Linked DNA regions of Homo sapiens: region 2 is linked to region 1. Evidence: chromatin contacts called from ENCODE Hi-C or POLR2A ChIA-PET data. All regions are on one chromosome and are shown on one strand. Each heading gives the region's core, a stretch centred on a gene start or an enhancer-like site at or near the end of the contact. The rest is flanking DNA. Distances are from core to core; before and after follow the strand shown. Region 1 holds the start of KCNK15-AS1 (KCNK15 and WISP2 antisense RNA 1). Region 2 holds the start of RIMS4 (regulating synaptic membrane exocytosis 4).

The links. Hi-C counts contacts between places; a loop is a spot of excess contacts on that map. ChIA-PET counts read pairs that join two places held with the same protein, here RNA polymerase II (POLR2A). Pooled maps may share reads with other maps.
Region 2: a loop to region 1 is called in a map of gastrocnemius medialis, with 11 times the contacts of the local background. The contact joins the promoter of RIMS4 here to the promoter of KCNK15-AS1 in region 1. A Hi-C loop is called at or near these places in 11 of 168 maps with a recorded cell type or tissue (Caco-2, ascending aorta, cardiac septum and 7 more), 1 of 37 single-sample maps with no recorded cell type and 17 of 50 pooled maps. POLR2A ChIA-PET finds 5 or more read pairs at or near these places in 3 of 52 experiments (H1, OCI-LY7 and WTC11).

The regions. Positions count from the first base shown.
Region 1 is chr20:44,741,485-44,748,753 of GRCh38, reverse strand. It overlaps KCNK15-AS1 (KCNK15 and WISP2 antisense RNA 1), which reads left to right and starts at 2,527. Exons shown (of 5, transcript NR_132377.1): 1 at 2,527-2,789. KCNK15 (potassium two pore domain channel subfamily K member 15) reads right to left here and starts at 2,889. Exons shown (of 2, transcript NM_022358.4): 1 at 2,561-2,889. The coding sequence starts at 2,843.
Region 2 is chr20:44,806,720-44,813,988 of GRCh38, reverse strand. RIMS4 (regulating synaptic membrane exocytosis 4) reads left to right here and starts at 3,443. Exons shown (of 6, transcript NM_182970.4): 1 at 3,443-3,814. The coding sequence starts at 3,718.

The sequences.
Region 1 (7,269 bases), core at 1,278-3,777:
ATGCTGAGAAACCCTACAAACAAGATGACGCAGCTCTTTAGAGACTGACATAAAAACATCAACATATATTCTATAAGTGAAAAAAGTAAGAGACAAAACTGTGTGTATAACGTCTATACAATGTGTGTGTTTTAAAGGAATATATAGGCAGAGAATATATCCAGAAGGACACACAAGAAACTGGCAACTGTATTTGACCCAGGAAGAGGAATTTATGAGCTGAGAGACAGGGTGGGAGGGAGAATTCCTTTTCATTCCATACCCTTTTGTGCCCTGTGAAGTGTGTACTGTGTGCATATATAACTTATTCAGAATATCAGCACTACATACATTTAAAGGCCTGTGGCTGCACTTCCACATTTCTGTTGCATAGCCCTATCACTTTGCCTCTCTGTTACTTTTGGGAGAAAGGGGGTCTGCTCATCACTAGACTTTGAGCTCTTTGAGGGCGGGGACGATGGTGGTGTAGTCCCCATCACCAAGGTCCTGCACAGAGCCTGACGTAGACCAGAAGCTCAATGAGAGTTTATTGAATCAAACCAAGCTGAAGGGGGTGCTGGTGAGAAACAGAAGAGTCTCTTTAGGAATAAAAGGCTTCCAGCTGTTTGGGACTGTGCCAGGTTTTGGCAGAGAGTGAAATGAATAATGATAATAACTAATAATGACAGTAACTAACCCATGTATGTACTCTGCATGGATTATCAGATTTAACCCTCCCAATGACTATATGACATGTTGTTATTCCCATTTTATAGATAAGAAAACTAGGTTCAGAGGGACAAAACTGCCCAAAGGCCACAGGCCTGAGCTATTAACCAGCACCCTCCACAGGCCTGAGCTATTAACCAGCACCCTCCATGGGCCTGAACTATTAACCAGCACCCTCCACGGGCCTGAGCTATTAACCAGCACCCTCCACAGGCCTGAGCTATTAACCAGCACCCTCCATTGCTTCAGTGCCTCTCTCCCATCCAAGCAAAGCCCAAATTCCTGGGGCCTGGCACCTGGCTCTCTGCAAGGCTGGCTTCAGCGGACTAGACCACAGAGGGTGGTGGTGCCCCCAAGTGGCCAGAAAAGGCAAAATTCCTCCTGTTTCCACTTGAGTCTCTTACATCAGCCTCCCAGACGTACCTCAGAGGTAAAGAACCAGGGTAAGAGGCCAAAACCACATGGCAAGCCTCCAAAGAATGTAGATAAAGGCAGAGAGAACAAGTTGATGGCATCCCAGACCAGTGGGCACGGTAACCAGGAGGGTCTCAGGTGTACCAAGATAGGAAGCAGGGGTGTCCATGTGGACAGGAGGGGGCAAAAGAGCTGAATAAGAGCTGGAGCCACGTTGGCAAATAATGAATTATTACAAATGAATAGTGCCTACTTGGCTTCAGGCACTGTGCCAAGCATGTTACATGCTTGACCTCACTGAAACCTGGCAGTCACCCAGTGAGGTAGGAACAATTGCATTTTGCCTTTGGGGAAACCAGGGCTTGGACAGGTGGAATCAATTGCCAGAGAAGGCAGGTGGCAATAGAGATGAGACCAGAACTCCAGTCTCTGTGATTCCAGAACTCATACTTTTAACTCCACTGCAAAAACCACAGCTCATATTCACTTGCAAGAGCATTATGGGGAAACTTTCTCCAAGGCACTGGCTTTCGGACTGGTGATCCAAGCCCCAGGGGGGGTGCCGGGACGTTCACAGCTGGAGCCTGGGGAGTGGCTGGCACCAAGCCTGGAGCCCTGCAGAGCCCACTTCTCTCCTTCCTGTTCCCCCAGGTTTAGGCTCAGCAGGTACCAGCCAGATGGTAGTCATGGCAACAGCTGGTGGTCCAGATGCTCCAAAGGAACTGCTCTGCATCCCTGAGGGCAGAGTCCAGAGCCTGTGGTTATCAGTCATTCCTTTAACAAGTATTTATTGATCATCTACTGCATGCTAGGCACGGGTCATACAGCAGTCCCTAAGACAGACTGGGTCCCCATTCTCATGGGGTAACAATAACAATTGCAATAATAAAAAAATGATCTTTTCTTTGTAGTGCTCTGTATGTGTCATGTTTTAGCACAGGCCTTGTCTGTGCATAGTCTGTCTCCTGAATAATAACTCTCACCACAGCCCTGAGATAAGGCCGATTAGCGACACTATTTTACAGAAGAGAAAACTCTGGCTCAGAGAGGTTGAGCAACTCGTCTAAGGTCACACAGCAAGTGTGAGGCAACCAGGCAAGGAAAAGCAAATCCAGCCACTTGGTCTCCCAGCCCCGCTTCACCTATCTCCAAGCCCCTTGGACGTTTTCTGAGCACTCCTGGGTCAGCCTTTTGGCAAACTCGATTTACTGATTCCTCCCGTCCCTGCCTGCGTGGGCTGACAGCTCCATTCAGCAGAGGGGGGCAAAGGAGACCAGGGAGACGAGGGAGGCGAAGGAGATGAGGGAGGCTCGGTGAGCCGAAATGACCCGTCCAAAGTAGCTCAGCTGGGCGGGGGCAGAGGTGGGACCGAAACCCAGAGGCGCCCCGGGACGGCTGGGGCTGGAGCGGGCGCGGAGGGAGGCTCCGGGCGGCTCACCGATGGTAGTGATGACGGTGATGGCGAAGTAGAAGGAGCCGGGGAACTTCCACTGGCGGCCGGCGCGGTGGGGCTCAGCCTGGAGCGCCAGGCGCTCCAGCTCGCGGTAGTCCTCGGCCGAGAAGCCGAACTTCCTCCGGAGAGCGCCCCGCTTCTGGACCAGCAGTCGCTGGCGGCCGCTTTCCGCCTCGGACTCGAGCGCGTCGAAGACAGCAGCGCCCACCAGCAGGTAACACAGGGTGCACAGGACCAGCCCGGCCGCGCGCACGCTCGGCCTCCGCATGGCGCCCCGGCCCCGGTACCCGCCGCGGTCCCAACCTGCTCCGTGTGCCCGGACCGCGCGCTCCGCCCCCTCCAACCCCGGCCCCACGCGGCAGGGTTGTGACGGGCGAGGCGGGGCGACTGCCGGGAACCTGGAGGCTGGGATCGCCACGGGTGGGGGCCGGAAGAACCGCTCCCCTGTCCGCCTCCCACTCGCCTGCCCGGGGTTCATGTGTCTGTGAATAGTGAGATCTGAAGCAAAGGCCCAAACCCCGGGCCTGCAGAAGTCCTGTTCCCGCCACTAACTCATGTTGTGACCTCGTGCCAGTCTTCCGTCCTTCCTTCCGTCCTTCCTTCCTTCCTTTTTCCCTCCCTCCCCTCCCCCCTCCCCTCCCTTCCTCCCTCCCTCCCTCCTTTCCTTCCTTCCTTCCTTTCACTCCTTTCCCCATCCCTCCCTCCCTTCTTCCCTCCCATCCTTCCTCCCTCCGTCCCTCCCTTCCTCCCTCCGTCCCTCCCTTCCTCCCTCCGTCCCTCCCTTCCTCCCTTCGTCCCTTCATCTCTTCTTCCCTTCCTTCTCTCCTTCCTTCCTTCTTTCATTCAGTCAGTCAATCCTCTGACAAATATTTACCAAGCACCTACTGGTGCAAACAACATTCCTGTTGTAAGTAAAAGTGATATCCTAGTGAGGAGGGCCAGCTAACAAACAAGAAACTAATTTAAGACAGGAGTGAGAAAGAAGGAAAAGGGATAGTTTCTTGGGGAAGGTGAACCCCACCATCTAAGGTGGTGCTTAAAACAGAACTGAGCATGACTTGGCAGCCAGAATAGCAGAGGAGCCGGTGTCGCTGGAGCCCAGAGAACTGGGGGGCAGATACTTTGGGGGAGCAGAAGGAAGGCAAAGAGGCAACTTCACACAGGGTCTTACAAGCCCTTATGTGGGTTTATTGAAAGCCATGGAAAGGCTGTATTACAAACACAGGCAAACAAACACACACGCAACACCACCACAATGATCTGATTCATATTTTTTAAAGAGCCCCTGGCTGTCATGGGGAAAAGGGATGGTGGCTAGGAGTGGAGGCCAGTTCGAAGGCTAGTGTAGTCCAAATGTGTGAAGATGGAGAGAAATGAGGGGATCCGGGATGCACCGGGGAGGTGGAGTTGGGCGCCCAGCTGGCCACATTGCCCAGCCTTTCTTGCACTTAGCAGGGTCTATGTGACCAAGCTTTAGCTCATGGAACATGGGCAGAAGTGACATATGCCACTTCCAGGCCTGGCCCATAAAACCCTGCCCTACACGTGCTCCATCTCTTTCCCCCACCAGACGGCTGAATGCAGAGAACTAAAGTCTTTAGAAGAGAGGGAGCCCACAAGGTGGGAAAAACCTGGGGCTGAATGACACATTGCAAGGTTGTCCCCCAACCCCCAATCAGGAGCCCCAGTTTTGAGCTTCTGTTGTATTAAGTCGCTGACGTATGTTAAGCCCCTGAGGCCCAGCCTGCCGCCTAGGCCCTCCAGGTCCCAGAGGAGGACATACTTCCATATGGAAGCCGCTAGAAAGGAACTCAGTCCTGCCAATACCTTGATTTGAGCCCAGTGAGACCTGTGTAGCCCTCCACCCTACAGAACTAGAAGATAATACATTTGCCTTAAGCCACTAAGTTTGTAATAACTTATTGCAGTGGCAACAGGGAACTAATACAGTGGGTGTGAGGATTAAATGAACCAGTAGATGTGGAGCCGGAGAGCTGAGCTTGGCCCTGAGGATTTGTTTAGAAGTGTGAGCCACTGTTACAGATATCACAAGTGAGCAGACGCCCGGGCCTGTAGGGATGTCCAACCCAGTGCCTGTCCGACTCAGTTCCCAGGCAGAATTGGGCCCCAGTACCTGGTAGAGAGGGCCTGGACCCCTTCTTCTCCCGAGAAGCAGGATGAAGCTCAGTGGGCTGGAAGCAGCGTGCTGGTGCCACTACCTCAGCCTGATTTTTAGCAACAGCATCAGTAAGTTTAATATTCCGATTTCTGCTCAGACTTCAGAGGAGCAGAAACCTGGGCTGAAGTCTCAGAGTCGGAGTGAGTGGGGCTCCAAGGACCCACAGCCCAACAAGAGCCCGAAAAGAGTTTGTGGAGACAGTGGGATGTGGGGAATGGCCTGATCTTAGGGGAAGGGCAGGGCCCACTCAGGGGAGAGTTAATGAGGGCATGGTTGTGGACACAGCTGGAGTCAATAAGACCTGAGTTTGAATTCCAGCTCCTCCACTTCCTAGCTGGGTGTATTAGTCTGTTGTCACACGACCATGAAGAACTACCTGAGACTGGGTAATTTATGAAGGAAAGAGGTTTCATTGACTCACAGTTCCACATGCCTGAGGAGGCCTCAGGAAACTTACAATCATGGCAGAGACCAAAGGGAAGCAAGCTATGTCTTACATAGCAGCGGGAGAGAGAGAGAGGAGGGGGACTGCCAAACACTTTTAAACCATCAGATCTCGTGAGAACTCACTCACCATCACGAGAACAGCATGGGGAAAACTGCCTCCATAAGTCAATCACTTCCTACCAAGTCCTTCCTTCAACACGCAGGGATTACAATTGGAGATGCAATTTGGGTGGAAACACAGAGCCAAACCATACCACTAGGTGTCCATAAACAGAACACTTGTACTTCCCTGTGCCTTGGTTTTCTCATCTGAGAAACGGGGGTAGTAATGACCCTCACCCCATAGGACCATGTAGAGGATTATAGAAGCTGTTTTGTGTCACTATCCAGGTGCCCCTTAGCCAGTAGCTGCTTCTCCTCCTTTTTCACAACTGTCTGTGTGCAGATGTCGAAAATTCTTTTTCCAGAAGCAGGGACAGGGCCAAACACTCTGCCTGTGCGAGGCATAATCACAGACATCACTCACAGGACTCTCACCTTACAGCCCAGGACACAGAGGCACTTAACCTGCCAAGAGATACTTAACCTGCCAAGTCCTCCCAGCCAGGCTGTGGCTGAGCCAGGATTGAACTCAGGGCTGTCCGGTTCCCCAGGTCATGATCCTTGTCAGGCCAGATGCTGCTGGCTTTATCCCCCTCCCATCGCCTCTCTGGCTCTCACTTGCCTTGTCTCCGGGATGGGGCCGAGGATCCGTGGCTGGCTTTGCTTGCCCACTGTTGTGAGGGCCCCATGATGCGCAGCTGAGAGGCGCTTGGTCAGGTGTGCCCACTGGGGGTGGATGTTACTGGGGCCATGGGGGAGCTGTCTGGCTCCGTCAGGCAGATGACTCTGCCCTGTGCTTGGCATTTTTGGTTCAGTGGCTCTATTTTAAGCCAGAGGAGGTTAGACTTTGTGTATGTGTGTTTCTCAGGTTGGAAAGCTGTCAGCTGAGCAGTCACCAAAAACAGCAACACCCGAGGCACCTCCCCCTTCAGCTTACCTCCCTCTGCCTCCTCTCCTCCTTCCTCCTTTGGAGACCTGAGGGAACCCAGTGATTTTCCTCTGTCCCATCGCCCCAGAGGCACACCCGCGTCCCTCAGCGGGGCCTTGGATTTTCTTCTTTCAGAGCTCCAAGGTTGTCAGCTTTGAGGATGACAAAAAAGGCAATCCCAGTCCCAGGCTGGGTGCTGGGCATGCTTCTAAGCACTTAGGAGTCTAGATCCTTCCAAAGCCTCTGTGAGCCAGGCAAGCCATTCCCATCTCAGGGAGAGGAAACTGATGCTCAGAAGGAGAGAGAGAGACTCACCTAAGGCCACACAGGGTAGGGCAGTGGCAAAGAAGAACATGGGTGTTAGAGTTAGCCAGACCTTGGTTGTGTCTTGGGCAAGTAACTTCACCTCTCTGAGCTTCAGTTTCCTTGTCTGTGACCTGGGGCTAGGAATATCTGCCTGACAGTGTTCCCGTGAGGATTAAATGGAGTGTATGAAGAACTGCTCAGCACAGAGTATGCCCAGCAAATGTTAGTACTGTCCTCCACCCAATTAATTTCTTCTTTGCCCTTTTCCACACTGCCTATTCCCCAGGGCTACTGGGATCTTAAGGGATTGATTTCTAATAGTTAGACTATAGCCCAGTAATTTTCCAGAAAGCCAGAAGATCTGGCACGTTCCCTAATAACATCTCTCTCTTGTCTCTCTCCTGAAAGAATGGATTATTTTAACCTCAGGGAACAGTAGGTGCCAGCTCCTTAGAGGTGGCCGCTGTGGCTTTTCTGTAGCCTGACTGTCATTTAGGGATCTGGGTTACAAGAAATTAAAAGCTGTCTCTTGCTAATTTAAGCAACGTTACTGGTAGGAGTTTGGGGTCTCTCATAATTTTCTGGGCACTGAAAGACAAAACATACGGTTTGGGGGACCCAGAGAGATGGAATCTTGAGTATCACCAGAAAAACACATAGCCACACCCAGTGGGGGAAACCACTGCTCCCAGGCCGATGAGGATATTATTTGGGGGACAAATGACAATTGTC
Region 2 (7,269 bases), core at 2,194-4,693, 64 kb before region 1:
TTTAGGCATGAGCTAACCAAGAAAGGAGAAATCACACCAAGAAGTCCAGGCACATAGGAGGTGCTATTTTCAGCTCCAACATCACATCCTCAGGGAAGCCTTCTTCGATCTCCTTATGTTGGGTTAGATTCCCCACCCACTTTTTTTTTTTTTTTTTTTTGAGATGGAGTTTTTGCTCTGTTGCCCAGGCTGGAGTGCAGTGGCGAGATCTCGGCTCACTGCAACCTCCACCTCCTGGGTTCAAGCAATTCTCCTGCCTCAGCCTCCCAAGTAGCTGGGATTACAGGTTCCTGCTACCACGCCCGGCTAATTTTTGTATTTTTAGTAGAGATGAGGTTTCGGCATGTTGGCCAGGTTGGTCTCGAACTCCTGACCTCAGGTGATCCACCCGCCTTGCCCTCCCAAAGTGCTAGGATTACTGGCATGAGCTACTGCACCTGGCCCCCACCCACCATTTTTGACAAGAGGCCTACTCACTATGACCTTGAGTAAGTCCATTCCCCTTCGTAAGCCTCAGTTCTTTATCTGTAAGATGGGGAGAGGATGCAAAGGATACCTATCTCCTTCCTATGGCTGGTGTGAGAATTTATTCATTCAATCAACAACTATTTACAGAACACGAACTTTTTGCCAGGCATCTTTCTGGGCTCTGGGAAGGGGAAAAAGAGACGATAAACAAATAAACAAGAATAAAAATGTGTGTGTTGTGTATGTGTGTGTATATATATATATATATGCAAACACATACACATATACATGCATATACACATGTATGTGTGTTTGCACATACATACACGCATATACACATGTACATAAATATGTGTGTATCTGTATATATACATGTACCCCCCCACATATATATGAAACATGTCAGATGGTGATGAGGGCTACAGAGAAAAATAAAGCAGGGTAGAGAGGATCTGGCATTTCAGGGAGGGGTTTTTGCTACTTCATAAAGAGTGGTGAGGGAAGACTTCAGAGGGAAAGTGACATTTGAGCAGAGATCTGTGAGTGAGCTACACAGCCCTTTGCAAGGGAGAGGGCTTCAGGCAGAGGGAACAGCAGTACAGATGTTCTGAAGCCGAGTGAGCCACCGGGGTGTCCTGGGTATGAAGACAGAGGGGTGGCAGAGCCAAAGAAGTTAGGACCTTGTAGAACATGGACTTTGACTGTGAGATGGGAGGGTTTGGGGCAGAGAAGTGGTCAGTTTCTGGTTACATTTTGTGTATAGAAATGACAGGAGTTGCTGATGGATTGAATGTGGTGTGTGTGAGACTGGAGTCAAGTATCCAACATTTCTGATCCAAACAAGTGGAAAAATGGAGCTGCCATTGACCAAGATGGGGATGATTATACCAGCACTCTTAACCATGACACCAGGCTGCCTCAAAGTCTAGATCTGGTCCCTGGGAAGGGGCTAGGGCTCAGGAGCACCTGCCGAAGGCCAGCACTGTGCTAGGTGTTTTGCACACTGTGATGGGCAGATGTGTCAGAATAACTCCAGTGATCCTTGCCCTTATGTAATACCTTGTGTGATCCCGCCCTTGTGTGAGCATGGGTGGAAACTGCGACCCTGATCAGGAATCGCTACCGTGATTATATTACATTATATGTCAAAGGGACATCATGCGAGTGGACCTGATCTAATCACACGAGACCTTTAAAAGCAGAATCTCTCAGGCCAGTAAGCAGAAGCCAAGGTAGAAAGATTCTACTGAAGGATGAGAAGGGCTTGACATCCTGAAACTGGCCTTGAAGGTGGAAGGGGCCAGGTGAAAGGACCAGAAAGCCACTTCTAGGAGCTGAGGTTGACTTCTGGCTGACAGCCAGCAAGGAAACAGGAACCTCAGTCCTGCAACCACAAGGAACTGAATCCTGCCAACAACCTGAATGATCTTGGAAGCGGATTCTTCTCCAGAGCCTGCAGAGAAGAGCCCAGTCTGGCCAATACTTTGTGAGGCCCTAAGCAGAGAACCCAGCTCAGGCTGCCCAGACTTCTGACCTACAGGATTGTAAATCACTAGATTGGTGTTTTTAAGCTGCTTCATTTGTTATGCAGCAATAGAAAACAAACACCTGTGTTATCTTACAGGCAGTTCACAACCATCCAAAATGGAAGGCTCCTGTCCCCATTGTACAGATGAGGAACAGGACCCATGGGATAAAGAGTTTTGCCATAGGCCACCCAGAAAGACAGCACCACAGCTGAGATTCAAACTCTGGGCTGTCTCTTTCTGAGGCCTGAACTGTTTCCATGTCGCCAGATGGCTTCATAAAGAGGTGTGCGAGCAGCTGAGAAGGTTGTTTGACATCTGGGGCCTGATTAGGTGGGCAGGGACCCTCACGTCCCAGGTCACATGCAGGGAATGGAACACGGGTTTCCGATTCGCTCGTCTCTGTCCTGGGGCTGTGAGTGTCTGAGCCCGTGTGTGTCTGAGGACTGCGGGTCGCCGAGGGTGATAATGGGAGAGTCTGTGAGTGTGAGCCTGCCAAGTGTGTCTCAGTGTACCTGAGTCTGAGGGTGTCAGTCAATCCGTCGGGATGCACCCACACTGGGAGGGATGGAGTCTGTGTGGCTGTGTCTTGGCGTGTGTGTGCTACTCTAGTGTGTCTGAGGGTGAAGGTGTGTGCATCTGGCCGTGTCAGTCAGAGTGTTTGACAGTGCTGAGATGATCACAGGGGGAGGCGACACAGAGTGTGTGCTGGGTCTGGGCTTGTGTGTTCATCTGAGTGTATGAATGTGTGTATGAATTCTGGGGTGTCTTTGGTAAGTGTGAATGCATGAGACTGTGTATGCCTACCTGAACTTCGTGGGGTTTTGTGGCATCTGAGAGTCTCCCCGTGAGGGAGGCCGGGCACCAGGGATGTCCTGCCTACCTCCCTGAGTGTGTTTGCAGGTCTCTGCGTGAGTCTGCGTGTGTCCGTGGACGTGTCTGTCCCCGCATCTGTGAGGGGGTGGGTCTGTGGGTGTATCTGTCCGGGTGTCTGCGGGGCATGTTGCAGAGTGAATGTGTAGGTGTGGGTGCCTGTTTGAGCTTCTCTGTGGGTGCAGGTGTGAAGCCGAGGGTCTCTGTGTGGGAGGCCGAGTGCCGACCCGCCTGGGCGGGACCCTTTGAGCGCATCCCCTCCGAGCGCGCCAGTGTCTCTGGGAGAGGCCTGTCTGGGTGAGGGACTGGACGCCGGCCTCTCCGCAAGTCGGCCGGCTGAGGGTGGGGGCCGAGGCGGGGTCGGGAACAGCCCTCGGACCAGGGCCCAGACAACCTCGCCCGGCGCCTGCCTCCCCGCGCGCACCTGCCGGGCCCGGGGGCTGCTAGAAGAGGCCGCAGCCCGCGCCCTCCGGGCTCCCACGCCCCGCAGCGGCGCCCCCTCCCCCGGCGGCACGGATTGGCTGCGGCGCCGCTCCAAGCCCGCCTCGCGCTGCCGGCGGGGGGCGCCGCGGACCAGAGCGCGCTGCGCCGCCACCGCCGCCGCCACCGCCGCCGCCGCCGCCGCCGCCAGCAGCACAGCGCGCCTCGGGCTCCGCGCGCCGCCAGCTCCTGGCCCGCCCGCCGGCCCCGCCGCGCCCGCCAGCCCCGCAGCGGAGCCTCGGCCCGGCCCCGGGCCGCCGCCACCACGCCGCGCGCCGTACTCCGCGTCAAGAATGGGGCGGCCAAGCTGCCCAAGCCGCCCGCCGCCGCCGCCGCCGCCGCGGCCGAGGCGCCCGGCGCCGGCGCGGGCATGGAGCGCTCGCAGAGCCGCCTCAGTCTGTCCGCCTCCTTCGAGGCGCTCGCCATCTACTTCCCGTGCATGAACTCCTTCGACGACGAGGACGCAGGTAAGCGCGCGGCCCGCCCCCCAGACCCCCGGGGTGTCCCGGGATCCAGGTCCGGTAGCCCCCTCCCCGACCCGTGCGCCCTCCTCCCCACCCCCAATCCCCTGGGAAGGCGCCCCCAGGGTCTCCTTCCGCACCCACGGGACCCCAGGGTCTCCAGGATGCGCTACCTTCTGGCCTTCTCCCCCAGGGACCCCGAGATTGTCTGCATTCACCTTTCCCGCAGGTGGGCCCTTTGGGTCGCCAGGACCCATCTCCCTCCTCACCCGCGCCTATTGGAGGCCCCTTGCCTCGTCCCTGGAGCCGACCTGCCACCCTCCCTGAGTCTCCTGAATGTGCCCACTCTTCAAGCCCTGGGCTTTGGCCGTCCCACCCCTGGGGCTCCGACGCGCCCCCCGCCATTGGAGGTGGCGCGCAGACCTTACCTCTCCATCTTTGTCTTGGCCACATCCAGAGGATCCCTGCCCAAGACCCCTGCCCGGCGCCCCAGGCCTTGAGCGCCCCCATTTATCTCTCCTCTCCTTCCCTCATGGGCTGGGGCTCCAGACTCCTGCTTCTTATACGCCTGGGGCAGACGGAGGGGAACCGGCCAGGTGACGGCCTTTCCTCCCCTCTCTTCCCGGAGAGAGGTGTAGGGCGGCGCCAACTCTACACTTGTCCGCCCGCTGGTGTGTGCCCCTGACCTCAGGTGCTCTTGTCCCTGGAGTCGCCTTTCTTGGTGGGCTGAAGCCGGCCACCAGCCAGCGGCTTGAACCTCCTCCTCCCAGGCCTGCGCACAACCTCAGCCAGAGCGAGGGGTGGGGAGCTGTAGGGAAACCTACTCTTTAGGGCCCTGGGACCCGGCAGAAGGAACATGAGAGCTCCGGATTTGGTTCTGGGGTGAGGAAGGGAATCCACCAACAGGTGGGGTAGCTAGAGGGCTTGGGTGAGAGTTCCCCAAAGAATGCCAGATTGGGAATCGGAATCAGGTTCCAGTCTTCATTCTCTACTTCTTAGCTGTGACCTTGGGCAAGTCATGCCACCTCTGAGCCTGGATTTCCTCATCTCTGAAATGGGGATCATCGTATCGATGCAAAGCTCTGTATGGTGTGAGGGTGGAGTTCAGTGTTTTATAAGGTGAAAATCCGAGAGTCTTTGAATTCAATGGGGGAACAAAACAGAGGAGTGTATGTGCTGGAGGAGTGTATGTGCTTGAGGAGCAAAATGGTTTCATGGGCACTTTCAAGTCTCTGAGGAAAACATGGACTATCTCTCCCGAAGTGCATATATGCACCATCCACAAAATGTAGCCTACGGTTTTAGGAAGTTCCTGGGCCCAGGTTTAGACTTAGTCTTTGGGGACCCTTGTCTGATCAACCTGGCCACCAAGGTTCCATCATGGGATGAAGTGGTGGGCATGTCTTCCTGCCCTTTCTCCAGAAGAATTTGTTGACTGGTGAATGAATGGGGATAGGTGAGGCAGATCCCCAATAGACCTGTCTTTCTATTGACCTGGAGGTGGGGATGGGGGTAAGGGTAAAGATGATTACTGCAGAGACATTTTACCATTTTTATAATCACCATTTTACAGAAAAAAACAACTGAGGCTCAGAGGTTTAACTTCTGCCTTCATGTAGCTGAGGGAGGTTGTATTATTATTCTGGACAAGGCAAGGTGGGAAGAAGTAGGGGGCTCCCCAACACAGTAGAGTGGTCAGCAGTCCACTTGGATCTCAAGAGCCAGGCTGGGCAGGAGCATGGGTTTGTAGGAGCATCAGAGGCAGGAGCGGTTTAGTTTTTCTTCAAAGTCATGCTGTGTGTCATGGGTCAAACACCTTGGTTATTGCAGGCTGCAGGCAACTTGCTCTGGTTTCACTTAAGTCAGAACAGATAACTTCAAGTAGTATTAATGATATTTTTAAAGGTCCACTCATGTTTGTTTTTTCCAGCAGCCTTCTTGAAATTCTTTAGTATTTCACTTGGAAGAGACCTAGAAATCATCTTGTCTATCCCCTTTTTGCCCGCAAATGGATGGGGGTGTGTGTGTATTTGTGTGAGTGTTTGTGTGTGTGTGACTGAAGCCCTGGAATGGGTGTGTGTGTATATATATATATATACACACACACATATATATGCCAAGGTCATCTAGTGAGGCAGCCACAGAGCTGAGACTAAAATCAGGTTTATGGTTCTCTTTCCATTAAACCAGTAGCCCTCCCTCTGAAAGAGGATTTTTAAGAAATCCAGACCTTACTGTGTAGAAAATGTTTCCCAGGTGAGGAGGCCTGGGGGTGCGGCTGGCGACCAAGAGTTTGGTTTGGGCATCTTGTGCTCACTGTCTGTTCTTGAGGGATGCTTCAAATTTGGGAGGGGGAGGGAGAAAGTCAACTTTCATTTCCGGAAAAATAATGAATGTCTGGTGAAAGTCAGAAGTAGGCAGCGTTGTCTTGGTGCTTAATTTCTCCTGTTCTCCTTAAAGTCATTAATTTTCTCCTAAAAGAAGCCTTTTTGGATTTATTCTTTTAGAACAGCACTGCACTGAACTGATTTCTAAAAGCAATGGAATGGTCTCTCCCATACTGGACACAGGCGTGGCTCTACCTGCCTCTTCTCCCCTCCCTCCCCTGGCCTTCTTAATACCTGTCTGTCTCTGCTGGCTCCGTCTCAGAAGTGTGTCCCTGACAGGCCTCCGGCTCATCTAGGAGCCTCCCCTTTGTTGCTGCTTCCAACTCATGTTGAAATGCATCTTTTTCCAACTAGACTGAGCCAGAGCCATCTTCAGAGTTTAGTTGCCATCCTTTTGCTAGTTTCCTGAGAAATGGTGTGAGAAGGAGCCTTTTTCTCATTAGCCTTAACTGGGGCAGAGCACATTCCTGATTTGGACTTGGGATCCTTGGCCATTGGGGTGGGCACAGGAAGCTGAGCCTTCTTCACACCTCTTTCTAGCCCGCCGTGGGCCCAGGATGCTGGTCATTACTGGTTCCCAGAATTCCTCTCAAGGGGCATCTTCCCTCGTGCACTTTGAACTTACTTCTTGAGATGCTCCTTTTGCCCTCTTTCACAAGGATGCTGGGGCTTTAGGGAAACATGTGCTTGGAGGCGTTTTTTTGTGTGTGTGTTTTGTTGCCCAGCCTTGTTGGCACTGGGTTTGTAATCGGGGAGGAGTTAGACACGTGGCCTCGGTTTCGTATCTGTAAGGAAGAAGAAAAATAATAACATGGACTGCATAGGGTTAACATTTTACAAATGATTACCTTTGTGCGAGACATATTCCCAGGCATTTTAAAAATATTAACTCATTCCTCATAGCAAGCCTATAAAACTGCTATCCTGTTAACATCCCCATTTTCAGATGAGAAAACTGAGGCACAGACATATTAATTCATCCAAGGTCACTCAGCCAGGAAGTGAGGGAATGAAGCCTTGAACTTGGGCAATCTGACTTAAGCATCTATGCTTTTAATCAACCATTATGCTGTT